Linked DNA regions of Mus musculus: region 2 is linked to region 1. The links are chromatin loops, found by intact Hi-C in ENCODE. Cell type or tissue: heart. All regions are shown on one strand. Links, peaks and the distances in the headings refer to the core of each region. The heading gives the core; the rest is flanking DNA. Region 1 holds the start of Prkab1 (protein kinase, AMP-activated, beta 1 non-catalytic subunit). Region 2 holds the start of Gm36841 (a long non-coding RNA gene).

Region 1 (8,332 bases), core at 183-8,182:
TCTCTCCACGGTGAGGTGGCTCTTAGTGCTCTCCGCCCCACTGAAGGGAAAGGTTACTATGTGTGTCTCTGATTCAGGCATAGGAAATCAACTCATTGCTCTTTGCTGAAGCTGCAAACTCCAACACACTGCCTCATTCTGCTTTGTACCAGACAGTGCTGGCAGAGCTTTATTCTACCTGAGATCCCCTATGTGGCTGGTTACCTCTGCTTAGCTCACATGCTTCTGACCTTCTCTGTGTTCCCAGGAGAATCCATAGTGCCTCTACTTATTTCCCAGAATCCTCTCTTTCAGCCAGGGTCCCATCTCCTATTTCCTGCCTCAGCTCATTGGCCATAGGTTTTGTTTTGTTTTGTTTTTTTTATTGACAGATATTGCTTATACGAGGTTCTCTCTACAATCTTCACAATATTCTGATGATTAAAATGTCTCTTTAAAAATACAGAGTGAGGTGCTGGAGAGATGGTTCAGCAGTTAAGAGCACTGACTTGGGGCTGGAGAGATGGCTCTGTGGTTAAGAACACTGACTGCTCTTCTAGAGGTCCTGAGTTCAATTCCCAGCAACCACATGGTGGCTCACAACCATCTGTCATGGGATCTGATGCCCTCTTCTGGTGTGTCTGAAAGCAGCAATGGTGTACTCATAAATAAAATAAATTAAAAAAAATAATTTAGCCGGGCGTGGTGGCACACGCCTTTAATCCCAGCACTCAGGAGGCAGAGGCAGGTGGATTTCTGAGTTCAAGGCCAGTCTGGTCTACAAAGTGAGCTCCAGGACAGCCAGGGCTAAACAGAAAAACCCTGTCTCGACAAAAAAAAAAAAAAAAAAAAAAAAAAAAAAGAATTTAGAGTGATTCCCTGAAATTTATTTATGGGTAGCATTGTTTTTTGGCAGGTGATGAGCTACTTCTAATTCTAGGAGAAAAGGGAGAAAAGATATTATTTATCAATTGTTACATTGTTCTCTCTTTCTCTCAGTTTGTGTCTGGGGATTGAACTCGGGTCATCAGGATACAAGCATCTATACCACTGAGCCATCTCTCCAGCCAGCACCTTTGATTCTGTGTTGATTGTTCCTGTTGGAAAGAGGCTAGAGTCAGCCCATGAGGTATACAAACCAGACAGCACAGTCTTGAGAAGAGGGTTCAGCCAAGATCTCAGTGCTCACTTGCCTTCTGTAGCGGGCATCCCCGCAAGCAGAGCTCACTTGTGCAATCCCGGGAACTGGGCTGTCTTGTTGGCTGGAAAACACAAGATCTTCCGGCTATGCACGTGGGTGTCTGGGTATCACCGGATGGTGCTTTCACTGTTATCTGAGTAAGAGCAGAAGTCTGGAGGCTGTCCGGGCACATCAAAGCATGTGCAGAGCTCAGATAAAGGCCTTCTGGTTGCGCCCTCCTCATTGCCTGCGGGAGAACGTGGGGACCATGCTCATCCCGGAACGTTCAACGGGTTCAGATTTCATGGAGTAAACTCAACCTTGTTGGTCGTTGGTTCCAGAAAATTCTCCTTGGCCCTCACTCAGCCCTTCTCCTAGCTCAGAGAGAATTCCTTCCGAACTGCGCCTTTACCTTCCTGTGGTCCACCCCTCCTCTGTAAAGATTCCTTTACACTTGGAGCATCTCTTATTTTTGCTCACAGCCTCACTGGCAAATAAATAAAGAGAAGTATATAAACACACAAGCTAAGAAGCAAAACTCTCTCTTCTGTTTATTCCTTTTTCGTTCTCACAATCTATGGGGTTTGCTATGCATCCTTCCAGAACTTTCCATCTTCAAAAAGGACGGTGCTGATTAAAAAAAAAAAAAAAGCCACACCCATTGAGTTGCATTCTAGAGTCAAGCGGTAACCACACTACTCTCGCACTGTTATAAAGTGAGTCACAAAGCAGGCCTCTAAGATAGCTATTTAGGGGCCATTTCCCAATAGACCCCATGATGGAACTTCTTAAATGGTAAATTTGGAATCTGAACTCAGTCGGGCTGACTGCAGAGCCAGGCTGAGGCTTGGCTTTAGAATGTGGAATGTTAGAACGTCTCTTCATGCTCACTCACACAATGCTGGCGATAAAATATTTTAAAACATGCGTCTTAGCATTAGTATAGTGGTTAGAATCAATGCTTCAGGAAAGCATGCTCGTATATCATTTTCATGTGTGAATTTTTATTGAAATCCACTAGAAATTGTCCATAAATTTTTAAGTTTCCTTGTAGATAGATACTGTTAAAGTCCCTCTAGAAGACCACATGTCAGACATCGGGGTCCCTGGTTCCCTTAACAAAAATGTGTCACATTGCAGATAATTTAAAATATAGATGTTCACTGGGCAGGGTGGTACACACCATTAATCCCAACACTTGAGTGGGAGGAAGAGGAAGGTGGATCTCTATGAATTCAAGGCTAGCTTGGTCTACAAAGTAAGTTCCAGGACAGCCAGAGCTGTTACACACAGAAACCATGTCTCAAAAAACACACACAAAAACAGAATAACAAAAAAACCAAAACATATGTATGGGTAAATGTAAGACATGACCTAGAAAATCCAATGCAAAGCAAACAAACAAACCCCACAAGACAATGTTGTTGTTGTTTCTTTAAAGGCTGACTGTGAAGCTGAGATCGTTTTATTACAGCAGTCTGTACCTCTGCTGAAACACTAAGCCCTGATACATTTTACACATAATGTGGCCAATGTAGCCCCAAGGCTCTTGCAAAAAGACTTATCAATAGGCACTCAACTTGAAACAAACAACAGAACCCAACTGAGAACGTCAATTTCCCAGAAATCTTAGGTCTTTAAGTTTTCTCAAACACCTGGAAGATGGTCAGCATCCTCCATCCTTAGTCTACAGACAGAAATTACGATTTGGCCACTCTGGAGAGGCCTTCCTTTTGAAGGAGCCCTAGGTTGTCCTAATACATTCAATTGTGAGAGCCAGTGCATCTACGGGAGAGACTTAAACGTGAGGTTCTTTTGTTTTGTTTTGTTTTTTGTTTGGTTTTGGTTTTTTCGAGACAGGGTTTCTCTGTATAGCCCTGGCTGTCCTGGAACTCACTCTGTAGAACACGCTGGCCTCGAACTCAGAAATCCTCTGCCTCTGCCTCCCAAGTGCTGGGATTAAAGGCGTGCGCCACCAATGCCCGGCGCTTTCTCTTTTTTTCCCTTTTCTTCTTCTTGTTTGTTTTGTTTTGTTTTTACGATTATGTGTATGAATGCTCTGCCCTCCCGTATATGTGTGCACCGCCTTGGGCGCCGGGATCCCCTGGAACTTAAACTGCAAACAGTTGTGAGCCACCATGGAAGCGCCAGGACCCGAACCCGGGTACTCTGCAAGAGCAAGCGCTTGCTCCAAGCCGCCGTGGGTTTCGCGTTTCGTAATTCGAGTTACTGGAGAGTAACCAACTTGGAGTGAGGTGGTCGGCGCCATCCATGGCATTCTGGCATTCTCGCTCGCTCGCGCCTCCCGCTGGCCGCTACGAAGCTCGATCTGGTGGCAGCCCCGAACCACCCGCGACCGCTTCGCGCTGAGCAGCAGGGAAGAGGCGGAAACGGAACTGATGTCACCCTAACTCCGAGAGCGCTCCATCCCCAGTGACCACCCTTCCTTCCTTCCTTCGCTGGGCCCGGCCGGAAGCGGAAGTGGCTAAGGGGTGGAGGGGAGTTGCGGGAGGAGTGTCAGGTTACGCTCCGGCTCTGTTCGGAGTTCCAGTCGCGGTCGCCCGAGCCAGGTAAAGCGGAGCTCGGCGGGCGAGCGAGCGCGCGATCCGAGAGGGCGTGACTCGCGATCCCCGGGGGTCCGACCCGGCCTTTCCGGCTTCCTTGTGTCCCTGCAGATTCCCAGCCATGGGCAACACGAGCAGCGAGCGCGCCGCGCTGGAGCGGCAGGCGGGCCACAAGACGCCGCGGAGGGACAGCTCCGGGGGCGCCAAGGATGGGGACAGGCCCAAGATCCTCATGGACAGCCCTGAAGACGCCGACATCTTCCACTCCGAAGAGATCAAGGTGCTGAGTGGAGGGGCGTCGGAGCCCTCTTGACTCACGGGGAGGGTCCCCCTTTGCTGTAGTTCCCGCCACATTCCCAGCGTCACACCTTGGGGGGGGGCGGGGGAGGTGGCTCTGTCATAGCCCTCTTTGCCGTTCTGGGACTTGTGCCTAATTACCGATGGGAGGAGAGTCACCCTGGGCTTGGTTGAACATCATTAAGGAGAAAGCAGCTCAGGGACCGCGTTTGAGATCCTTAATTAATTAAGAGTCGAGCTAAACTGTAATTGAGCACCCGTGTCGACTTTTCTCTTCGGTGTAATTGATTGCGCGGCTTGGAGACACTTCAGGCCGACCGGCTTTTGCAAAAGTTGGGTTGGGAGTTCTAGTGTTCTTTTTGGCGGTAAAACGGGAGCACATACGTTAAGCTGGAAATGAAGTTGACTAGCTGACTGCCAGAGGTGTTTGGTTCTGACAGTTTCAGTCCACCCTGCTCACTTTATTTTAGATCCGGCAATTCCACTGGAGGAGGTCAGTGACCGAGAGTCACTCTGAACGCCAGCCAGCAGCTAATTACCCCCACTTCTCTCCCACGTTACTGAAATAATGCCTTGGACTTTAAGCAGACCAGAGCAAACAGATTTTTGCAGGCCAAGCTGAAAGTTCCTGCCTGAGCCACATTCTCTTAAAACCACAGTGAGGTGGCCAGTGCTTCCGGCTACAGGGCCCCAGTCCAAGGGCATTTGGTGATTCTAGGAGGAAAGAAGCTAATTGCTCAGAATAAACTACATTCAGGAACGTTGGCGCTCACCAGCCTGGTCTCTGTTACTTGCCGGGTTGCCAACTAATCCCCATTACTTAAACAGGCTAATTGCCTGGCCAGCTCACTCCGCTTTCACTCCCCCACCCCCACCCCCTAACTGGGCTACATAACCCACATTACTATTCTCCAGATCTTAATTTTGGGTCTGACTTTAAAAGAGCCTGCTTTTGCCAGGGAGTGGTGGCACAGCACTTTGATCCCAGCACTTGGGAGGCAGAGGCAGGCAGATGTCTGAGTTCGAGGCCAACCTGGTCAACAGAGTGAGTTCCAGGACAGCCAGGGCTACACAGAACACTTGTCTTGTGGCAGGAGCTTGTTTTCTGAGCTTGTTGCATTAGGGGAAAGGTGTGTACCTCGATCTTTAGCGTGTTTCCCGGTTGAGATTGTCCCCACCCCTAGAAGACATTTTTGCCCAAGGCTATTTAAGAGGAAGTAAAAGGTATTTGTGTTGTAGCCTGTGTATATTGGCAGTGCCCTCTGCTCTCTTTGCAGTGAACTGAGTAAACTTACTTTTTAAAAAGAAATGGGCGATGTGGTGCTGTTCTCTTCAGGGTCAGGGAGGAAGGACTTAGCTGACGTCCTTTCTCTTTTCATCTGTAGTGGCTGATGGATCGAGTCAGGGGTTCTTCCTGTTACCCCAGTTCAGCACTGGAGCTACAGTTACTTGTCCTCTAAAGCGGTGGCTCTCAACCCGTGGGCCGCCACCCTCTTGGAAGCCAACAGACCCTTCACAGGGGTCGGCACCCCAGACCCTGCATGTCGGATATTTGTATTATTACGATTCGGAACCGTAGCAAAGTTACAGATACGAAGTTGCAACCAAATCGTCTTATGGTTGGGGGTCACCACAACATAGGGGACCGTATTAAAGGGGCGCAGCGTTAGGAAGGGTGAGAGCCCCACAGCTCTCAAGCAAACCCTGCTAGTTATCCAATCTGTACGGTTCAGATCCAGGGACTTGCTGGTATCTCTCAGATAACAGCAGATCAGTATCTGGAGTGGAAGTCACAGAAGCCTCCAGGGCTCCTTCAGGGCTTTCTCCACCCTAGAAGTCCGGTGTTTGGCTTCGATTCTGACTGAAGAAGAGAAATGATGCTTATCTAACTGTGTCTCACCCCAGGGTGGGGTGTGTTCCTTTGTCTCTAGCTGGAGTAAGTTCCTCTGATATACCTCAGTGGATATTACCATTTGCCATTTGTATCTAGTTCTCTGTACCCCAGCCCTTCCCTTCCCATCTGATTGTGTCCATTTTAACAGCTCCGAGACCATCCCTAGTAAATTCTTACATACTCTCAAGTCTTGCTTAATGAGGGAAGTGGAGCATATTGAACCCACCCTGGACTCATGGCTGTCTTCTCCCGAGTAGGCCTTGCAGCTTCCTCCAGAGTTTGTGAAGTCTGGTTGCAGTAATAGTAGCTGCTGGTTAAGCACTGCATGTGTCAGACTGTCTCAGTCGTCACGATATGACAGAAGCTGTTGTCCTTATTATCTCCATTGGCAGGTGGGGGAACAGACGCAGTCATGTGCCGCAGACACAAGCAGAGCTGCCTGATTAGACTCTGCTGTCCTCTTAGGTTAACAGTCTCGGGTGGGGAGCTCGCTGCCAGCTGCCTGACCCCAAGTAAACGCCTCTGCTTCTTAGGCTCCAGAGAAAGAGGAATTCCTGGCCTGGCAGCACGACCTGGAAGCGAATGATAAAGCCCCCGCCCAGGCCCGGCCCACCGTGTTTCGATGGACAGGGGGTGGAAAGGAAGTCTACTTGTCTGGGTCCTTCAACAACTGGAGCAAGCTTCCCCTCACGAGAAGGTAAGGATCTCGGCGGACGATATTTCTGTGCTATGCTCTGACATTTAGATATACATTTCTTCTGAGAAAGTTGTTCCCGGTGCATTGGAGAGAACGCTGGGCTGGGACCCTTAGGGGTGTGGATCCCAGCCCATTACTGCATGGAACGGTCACTTCTGTATCGGACTCCTGGACCAGGTGACCTGGATCCCTTCTAACTGAGTCCTGTGTGTTATTTTTTGGAAGGTTGGAAGTTCCATGCTCTGAAGACATCATTAGCAAGGGTTCAGTGAGACGATTTATCAAAACCCTGATGTGGCTGGGCAGTGGTGGCGCACGCCTTTAATCCCAGCACTCGGGAGGCAGAGGCAGGCGGATTTCTGAGTTCGAGGCCAGCCTGGTCTACAAAGTGAGTTCCAGGACAGCCAGGGCTACACAGAGAAACCCTGTCTCGAAAAAAACAAAAACAAAAAACAAAAAAAACAAAGCAAAACAAAAAAACCCTAGTGTGGACTCCTGTCATCGCGCCTTTACCAGTGACTACTTCTGGTAAACAGAGGGAGAGCCCGTGCCCTGCTGGTCTGAGCCCAACTGTTGTCAGTGTCCCTGTGTTTCCAGGGCTGCTACAAGTCCACAGCAATCTCAGGAGTGGCGGGGTAGTTAGACAGGTCTGTGTGGAGAACGTCTATGTGCCCTGTTACGCTGGCTCAGTCCCTGTCATGGCACACTGACAAAAGGGATGGCTCGGCAGCCTATGTTTACCTCCGTGGCACCCAGCCCGCCTGCCCGCCCGGTGGTATTCTGCGTGGAGACTTGGAAGGTATGAACAGCCATTTGTTGACCTTCCAGTGTTAGGATTCTAGGTTCCTAGTGTCTGAGCAAAGTGAGTTTCCTGCTGCTCCATTAGTGGCCGTGACCAAGAATTAATTGTCTGAATTGGTTGCCATGTTTGCCATCCTGCAGCCAAACTCTTGGTTATACCTGGAGTCAGAGGGCAGCCCACCCAGCTGAAATTCTACTTCCTTTCTTCCTGCAGCCAGAATAACTTTGTAGCCATCCTGGACCTGCCTGAAGGAGAGCATCAGTACAAGTTCTTCGTGGATGGACAGTGGACCCATGATCCTTCTGAGGTACTTTGCCTGCAGCCCTTGGCCCTCTAGTACCTACCTGCACAACCAGCACCCATCACCTCCCTTGTGGCGTGCTATCAGGACCCTCTTCCCTGCGTGTGGCTCTGAGTTAGATAGCGCCAGTTACCAGCTCATTGGTATAATTAACCAAGAGTCGCTAACCAGGCAGTGAGGCCTTCCAGCCAGGAATTCTAGTCCTCTGAAGAATCCACAGACCTTCCACGTTATGATTTCTGCCTATCTGTCTCTTCCCAGCCAATAGTAACCAGCCAGCTTGGCACAGTTAACAACATCATTCAAGTGAAGAAAACTGACTTTGAAGTATTTGATGCTTTAATGGTGGATTCCCAAAAGTGCTCCGATGTGTCTGGTATGAACAGTTACTTTATCCCACGTGTGTGCAGGCTGGGGCTCTGTGGCCTGGACATACTCTGTTTCCCTCGCCTCTCACACTTGAGCAAAAGCTGCCCAGCCAGGTGGACAGTTGTAGCTCTCCGGACCACAGCAGTTCCTTCCTAATTCCAGTGGCCCTGGCTGTTGGAGTTTAACCCCCAAAGAAACCATAAGTCACTGCCCTTGCCTTATGGGATATTTTGCAGTTCCACTTGGCTT
Region 2 (8,332 bases), core at 299-8,298, 380 kb before region 1:
CTGAAGGCTGAGACAGGAATCTTGTCACAAGTTTGAGGTTACCCTCAGGTATATAGGCCACATAGTGAGACCCTGTCTCAAGCAAAACGAGACACACCCATTTCCTGAGGCTGTCCCTTCCTCTAAGACCTCACAGGAAGTGGCTCTCTGGGAATTCGGTGAGTAGATAGATATGCCTGAGGTTGCTGAAGGTGGTGTAGCTACTCCGCTGCTGGTGGCTGAGCTGTTCCCACATCGCCTGGCTCGAGGGTCTGTGCCCTCCGCCTCCAGTCCATGGGATGGTGCTGCCTACATCAGGTTCTCCCTCCCCTCCCCGCCCCCGTTCAATTATTCCACTCCGCAACCTCCTTCTCTAAGGACCGAACACGCCAATGATCAAGGCTGAGCTTCACTGTGTTGCTAGGACCACCCAAACCTCCTTCAACAACAACTGGAGGTCCCCAGGGTCTTCCTCTATCAGCATGGCATGCTCCATCCATTGTGAATGGCCCAAGCCCAGCGTACCCCCTAACTCTGTTAGTATTTTGATTCCCATCCCGGGTGTAGAGAGCTTCCATATTAAGATATAATTAATGGAGCCAGGCAGTGGTGGTGCACACCTTTGATCCCAGCACTTGGGTGGCAGAGGCAGGTGGATTTCTGAGTTCGAGGCCAGCCTGGTCTACAGAGTGAGTTCCAGAGAAACTCTGTCTCAAAAAACAAAACAAACAAACAAAAACACAAAGAAACAAGCAAAAAAGATACAATTAGTGGGTGACTTAGAGCAACTCGGGTAGCCGCCCTGAGCTTGCATCCTCTCCCACGTGTGGCCATGTTAGAGAGTTGGAGGACTACACAGTAAACTGTTTGGTGGAAGGGGGGATTAATATTATTAACTGACCCCCCCCCCACAAGGTGGAGTTACACAAGAGTGGCTTTGACAAATGGGAGATATCAAGGCGTCCAACTGGAGACTGGGATAACCCTGGGCCAGATCCCTATAATAGAGCCCACCAATGATGATGGTGATGATGGTGGTGGTGGTGGTGATGATGAAATTATTGTGACATCATCATCATGACAATAATGCTGGAAAAATGCCCAAAGTTGACCCCCGACCTCCACATGCTTGTACACATGGAACTTGGTTGTCTTTAGAGGACAGAAATATTTCATTAGACAAGCCCAGGGTTCTTTGAGGATCCCAGTTATGCAGAGTGGGATTTCACCTAAGTACAGGCCTTGGGCTTGGAAGTACACCCTGTCCCAGAGGCCTATCTGTGTTGGGTAGGAGAGACAGTTTGGAGGTACCTAGCAGGTCGGAGGCAGGCCCTTTTCGACCCCCAGCTTGGAGGACAAAACAGGAAACAGGATTCAGGAAGTCATGGGGAAGATGCCCAGCGCATCACACTTTGTTCTCTTTGCCTCACAGCTCCTCGGGTATCTGGTCAGCCCCTGCTTGACCTCTGTGGCTTGCTGTGGCCATGTTATGAGGTCTACAGGCTTAGTCCTAAAAGAATCCCATTGGGCGAGGTTATTAAACCCACCTTGTCCGTGAGGAAACTGGAGTTGGGAGGGGCGGGTGACAGAGTCGCAGCGCTGGTAACAAATAGATGCAGAGCTTTAGAAAACCCTGGAGGAGAAAAGAAGGAGAGATCTGAGCATGTCGGTGGAGCTGGGGAACGGAAGGCTGAGGAGACAAGACCCAGGGAGAACACCTCTGCAGGGTTTGTGTGGATGCTCAGATAACCAGGCTCTTCAAGGGAGAGCGTGGGACACCAGGGGTTGGAAAGGAAAGGGAACTGGGGAGTTGGGAGCTGGGGAGATAATAGCTCAGTCCATGTGGTGCTAGACACACAGGAGGACCTGCTCTCCAGCCCCAGAACCCATGAAGGAATTCCAGCATGGTGTCATGTGCTCATCAATCCCAAGGCTGGGGAGGCGGAGGCAAGAGGTTCCCTGGGATATGCTGGCCGGACAGCCTAGCCTAGTCAGGGCGTCCCAGATCTCCAGAATAGATCCCACCAATAAAGATGATGAAATCGATGAAATCATCATCATCGTCGTCATCATCATCATCATCAGGCTGGAAAATTCCTGAGGAACAACACCCAAAGTTGATTCCTGACTTCCACATGCTTGTAGATGAGGTCATACCCACGTGAACACACACACACACACACTCACACACTCTCACACACACTCACTCACTCACACACACTTTGATAAAAACTGTCTCTAAAAGAAATGAGGTACCGTGGAATTTGACCACAGGTCCCTCTCTCTACCTTCCTGCTGGATCAAGGGACCTCAGATGACAGCTTTCACTGTCCCCATGTTCTCAGACTTAGTAAACTTCCATTCCTCCCATCACCGGCTTAGGGCTTTACCCCCCTCCACGGTCAGCTGGCTTTTAATAACATTAAATTCTCACCACCGACGACGTGATCCCTCAAGAACCCACCTATGAGGGAAATAAACTCAAAGACTCTACCCTGGGCCAGTTCTAATGAGATAAAGCCAGTTGCTCTGGGACCCAAGTTTTAAGCCAGCTTTTACCAGGAAAGAGAAAGCAGTTAGTGAAGGGCCCCAGAGGCGTCTTGGGTATTTAGCACTCGGTGGGGGGCCGACATTCAGATGCAAATGAGAGCCAAAAGGAGAACTTAACTTCTCCCTACCTCGGGAATCCAGTTTACTGGAACGAGTCTAGCTCTGTCTCCAGGCTTCCGTTTCTCCATGTACGAGATCATCCTTCTGGGTCACTAGGAAGGTCTTTTGGGCTCTGATACATATCAAATATCTACAACTGTCAGGATGCCAGCTTGCGGGGCCAGTGACAGGGCAAGGCATCCTCGCACCACTCAGTGTGACTCCAGGATACGAATCTGGCATTCTTTTCCCTACAAGGAAGTAGGTTTGGGAGGAGGTCAGACCATCAGTTCCCTTCTGCTGGTTGGAGAACCAGAACGTAAATTCAGCTCTGCTGGCCGGGGGTGGGGGTGGGGGTGTGTGGGGGGGTGGGGGGTGGGGGGGTGGGGAGTGTGGGGGGGTGTGAGGCAAGCTATACTTATACCGGGCTAGCACACGAACAGTTAAAATACATCCCCCTCACAGTGGGAGGGGAGGGGCTGTAGGAGGGAGGCCCCCAGCCAGGCATTGTCTTCTTGCTTTCAAAGCTTGGCTTGGCGGTTATCCAAGTCCTACAGAAGCACCTTTGTTGATCTTCAAAGTTCCGGTCTGGCAAGGTGGCTTTGGGAGGGCTTTGGGCTTCTGATAATAGGAAATAGGAAACACAAATACACACATGCACACACATACACATACAAGCATACACACATACACACACAGATACACACAGATACACACACAAATACACACATACACACATAGGCACACACATGTACACACACATGCACACACATACAAGCATACACATGCACACACATACAGACACACACACACATACACACACATACACTTGTACCATACACATGCTTGCATTCAAAGGAACATTTTCTTTTCAATGAACACGGTAGCTTTAGCTATATGAAAAACAATCAGTGGTAAGACCTTCTGTTTTGCTCTCCCAGGCTCCCTGCAGAAGTGGATCCAGCCACTGTATTTGCCTCGCTTTCTCCAGAGGGCCTGCTCATCATCGAGGCTCCCCAGGTCCCTCCGTACTCACCCTTTGGAGAGAGCAGCTTCAACAACGAGCTTCCTCAAGACAACCAGGAAGTCACCTGTTCCTAAGACGTCAGCCTTGGTCCTTCTTCGCTCCCATCCCCAGCCCCAGGGACTCTCTGATTTGAGGGTACACTACTTTAGCAGCACTCAGATTTAAGGCAACTCAGATGTTGGGGGATGGGAGGGAGAACCGAACGACCGTCCCTGGATGATGTAGTAATAGATTTCTCCACAGGGTGACGCAATGGGTCAGCCTTGCTTGGTTGCGTTAGGTCAAAGGATTGGGAGGTTTTTCTTCATCTTATCTGGGTGAAGACGTCTCGCAGTCTACAGTTGCAAAACAAGCAAATGGGGACTGAAGATTTCATGTTAAATTTTTACCTTGCAGTTAATGCAAGAGTTGCTTTTCTCTGGGGACCTTCCCATCACCCAGATCCCTGCTCTGGACCCTCCTTCTACGTGGCTTGGTTGATGGGACTCATTGGCTCACCTCAGTGTGTTTCTAAACTCTTTGTCTAGAAGAGGTTATGGGCAGGTCTTATATCCCCATATGGGATTTATCCTTCACCACACAACACAGTGCCTTTTTTTTGCAGCATGACCCCATGGCTCTCAAACCATCACCACCAAGAACTCTGGGAGCCCCTCAGTTAATTCTCTGGCTAAGGTCCCCCTTTATTGTGTCCCCTGTGTCCAAGTCACATTTTTACAGAGAGCTGTCTTGGAGCAGCTCCGCAAGGAACCAAGCAAAGGCCAGACAGCCTGCACGCAGGCTAGTGGCATTGTGTGTGTGTTTGAGGGGTGGGGAGGATGTGTGTGTCTTTGTTGTGTGAATTGTGCTGTTGTTTAGAGGGAAAATAACGGTGAATAATAATGATGATAATAAAGGAGCTGATGTTCTTAGCATGTTGTGCTTCATTTAGCGAGAAACTAAATGTTCTACCACTAAGGTATACACCATCAAGATGCTACGACTTCAAGTAATGAAACCTGCGTGAGTAGTGGGCTAGGCGGTATAAATGCTTTCAGCCAACTCCACCAGACATTTAAATGTGCCTGCAGAGTTGTTTTTTGCAGCTCTGACTCCAGTATTTGGTCTATGCCTTTTGTGGTGACTCTACACAGTCATAGTCTGTCCTCGTGGTTGAAATACTGATGCAAGAATCTCATCCTCCCATGACAATGTAGGGAGGAGAAGTCCGGGGGTAAAAGGTGAAAGATTTCTTTGTGTGCTTTCTCATTTCCCAGAAGTCCAGTAAACGTCTTCTTTGATGTCCTTGGACTAAAACAGGGCACGTGTCTGTTCAGAGTCCAATTCCTGGCAGCCCGAGAGAACAGGATGATGTCATAGCTACTTTTCTGGTTGCCGTGAAAAAATATCTTGACAAAAGCAACTTAAGGAAGGAAAGATTTTCTCTGGCTCACAGTGGAAGGGTACCAGCCAGGTATCTCCTCCTCCCCCAATTAGGCTTTGGCTAGTGTTGTATTGCAGCAGCAGAAATCAAGCTGGGACAGTGACCCTGAATCCTTACTAGTTGTTAAGACGCTCCAGCTAACTGATTTTATATATCCAATCACACGAGGCTCCTAGGAGCTAGGGCCAAGTCTTAGCTCCCCCTCTACAGATGGGGAAACTGAGGCCCAGAAAGATGAAATGCACCATCCAAATCACACACCGGGTAGGTAAGCCATGCTTCCAGGCAGCCTAGGGTGTTCACTCAGCCCCTCTCCATTCTCCCAGCAAAGCAAAAGCTGAGTTTTCATTGTCAAAGTCAGTCCCATGCTGGGAAAGGAGAGGAGAGATTTCAAATCAGGCTTTGACTAGACAAGAGTCAGGCAAGTCAGGGTTGAGGAATCAGGCACAATTCTAAGAGCTGAACAAACAGTGGGGGGGTGGAGGTGGGGCTATGTGGGGTGTGTGAGGTGCCTGAAGCACAAGAAAACACACCAGCCGAGGAGAAAGACGTGCTGTTCCTGTTCTGAAAGTCCATTGTTTATAGGACCAACTCCAGAAGACTCACAAGCCTGCCAGATGCCGCTCTCTCCCCCTCCCTTCCTCCCTCCCTCCCTCCCTGCCTCCCTCCCTCCCTCTCTCTCTCTCTTTCTCATTTACCTATGTATCTATCATCTATCATCTAACTATCATCTATCTATCTATATATGTATGTGTCTATCTATTATCTATCATCTATGTATCTATCATCTATCATTTACCTATTGTCTATCTATCTATCTATCATCTATTATCTATCTATCATCTATTATCTATCTATCAATCATCTATCATCTATTTATCCATCCACGTATTATCTATGTATCTATCATCTACCTATTGTCTATCATCTATCTATATATGTATCTATGTATCTATCTATTATCTAATATATCATCTATCTATCCATCTCTGTCTTTCTCTTCTCTCTCTCTCTCTCTCTCTCTCTCTCTCTCTCTCACACACACACACACACACACACACACACACCTTTCTCCCCCACGTCACAAATCTCCATTCTCCTGCTTCACCTACCTCCTCTCCATTCTTCACAGACTGGCCCTTAAAGCCATCAGGATGTTGGTTACAGCTCTGTGTCATCCAAGAATGACTTTCCTACCCTGTTGTCCAATTAATTCTCTAGGATCTCAGCTGAGCCTCTCATATGCCATCCAGAGCCTTAGTCACTTCCTCCAATCCCAACATAGTACAACCCATTCTGCCAGGGTGGGTGCTCACAAGGCAAAACAAATAATGATGACATCAAGCAAAACCCAAATGATCCTAGCCGGCCCAGTTTCAAGGAAGAGAGTGGGAAATAGTCCCAATTAGAGAGGAGTTACTGCTCGTTTGATATTTGCTCAGCAAATATTCTCTAAACATCTAATGTGCCCCCAAACACAACTAGGTATTAATACTACTTAATAATTAAGTGTTTAAACTGTCTTAAGACAAGGAGAAAAGCAAAGCAAAGGTGGTATTTCCAGGTCCAACAACTCAGTGTCAACCTGCTGGAATGGAGGTTGATCCCCATGAGGCCCAGTGCACAAAAGGCCACAGTGATCTTCCAGGAGGACTGGAGGGAGCACCATAGTAAGTGAAGATGATGAATAGCTGGACATTAATGTAAGGTGACCAGGGAGGAATGCTAGGTACAGAGAACACCTAGCACAGGGCACACCTGGGCACAGGCACACCTGGGCATAGGGCATACCTGGGCACAGGCACACCTGGGCACAGGCACACCTGGGCACAGGCACACCTGGACACAGGCACACCTGAACACAGGGCACACCTGGACACAGGCACACCTGAACACAGGGCACACCTGGGCACAGGCACACTTGGACATATGGCACACCTGGGCACAGTCACACCTGAACACAGGGCATACCTGGGCACAGGCTACACCTGGAAACTAAAAATATAGTACTTGATATTGTATGTAAAATTCTTTGCGTTGTGATATAAAACTCACATGTCAGTCCCACCTGTGGGGAGGATTTTTGAATGCACAGGTGCTTCACATGGCTAAGCTTTGGGCAAGGTTGGGATAGGGTTTGAGGGTAACCCAGAACAAAGGAAATAGGAGAATTCCTTTCAAGAAGGGACTGTGAGTGTGAAGGGCCATGAGAAAGGACTTCCTGAGTCAGAAGACGATTCTATGGAGGGCACTTGACAGGAAGTCTACACCACTCATGTTCAAATATCTTGGGAGAGTTTGGATTTCCCAGATTTCTGCTATCCCACCTACTAGTCTGAGGTCTCAGGATGGACAGACAGACAGACAGACAGACAGACCCGTGTCTTGATGCCTCGATACTGAATCTAACTTTTAACCCACTGCCTGCTGTGTACAAGTGGTTCATGCTTGCTAAATACGCAGACCAACAGACTGAACAAACAAAATCCAAAATCCAATCTACTGCCTTCAAAATCCTGTGTGCCCTGACCCTTGTCATTGCCTCCTTCCTCTCCCAAGTCCCCTCTGATGTCACTTCTTCTCCTGAGTCCCTTCTGATGTCACTTTCTCTCCCAAGTCCCCTCTGATGTCACTTCCTCTCCTGAGTCCTCTCTGATATCACTTCCTCTCCCATGTCTGTGCCCTCTGATGTCACTTCCTCTCTCCCCTCACACACACAATGAGCTCATTCTCACCCCAGGACCTTGGTACTTGCTATTCTGTTGGCTGTGAACACTCTGCCTCCAGCTCTTTGCCTCTCTGTCTCTTCCCTGCAACCGCCTAAGACCTCCCGCAGTATCTAGCGGTGGATCTGCACTGCTTGCTCAAGTCCTGCAGAGACTTGGGGCCTCACAACAGGCTTAGCCAAGTAAGCCCATCACTATGTTACTCCCTACAAAGCAAGCCCCACAATCGTGCTGCATTGGTGGCAAAACCACATGTGTATTAAATCATCCAGGCCCTCAGCATCTTTATATATAAAATAAAATCCAGTCCCAAATGGTACATTTTTGCTTTTCTGTGTTGTCCAAAATGTTAGGTACAATGTTTGGTATGTTGGAGACAATAAATACTTACTGGACAGATGGATGGGAAGGATGGGGAATGGAGGAAGGGGTAGATGGGTGGAAGGTGGGATAGATTAAGAGGATGAATGGATGGACGGATGGATGGGTGGATGGATGGATGATGGATGGATGAATAGATGTATGGGT

The links. Hi-C counts contacts between places; a loop is a spot of excess contacts. Peaks named below come from ENCODE experiments on the same cell type or tissue, not always from the same donor. Only the 100,000 strongest peaks of a DNase experiment are listed, where the experiment ranks them.
Region 2: a loop joins it to region 1, with 2.3 times the contacts of the local background. A loop is called at or near these places in 3 of 42 quality-filtered maps.

Annotation. Positions count from the first base shown.
Region 1 is chr5:116,019,762-116,028,093 of GRCm38, reverse strand. It overlaps Prkab1 (protein kinase, AMP-activated, beta 1 non-catalytic subunit), which reads left to right and starts at 3,666. Exons shown (of 7, transcript NM_031869.2): 1 at 3,666-4,003; 2 at 6,448-6,611; 3 at 7,627-7,720; 4 at 7,976-8,090. The coding sequence starts at 3,845. It overlaps Gm13842 (predicted gene 13842), which reads left to right. Exons shown (of 2, transcript NR_165276.1): 2 at 979-1,683. In heart, for the core only: a CTCF peak has its summit at 3,464 (motif pointing left); DNase peaks (open chromatin) are centred at 3,613 and 6,413; H3K4me3 peaks cover 2,627 bases; H3K27ac peaks cover 4,621 bases.
Region 2 is chr5:116,404,728-116,413,059 of GRCm38, reverse strand. It overlaps Hspb8 (heat shock protein 8), which reads left to right. Exons shown (of 3, transcript NM_030704.3): 3 at 3,570-4,569. The coding sequence ends at 3,729. It overlaps Gm36841 (a long non-coding RNA gene), which reads right to left and starts at 6,380. Exons shown (of 6, transcript XR_878708.2): 1 at 6,191-6,380; 2 at 2,658-2,879; 3 at 1,527-1,612. In heart, for the core only: a CTCF peak has its summit at 3,881; no DNase peak of the experiment used is centred there; H3K4me3 peaks cover 616 bases; H3K27ac peaks cover 1,043 bases.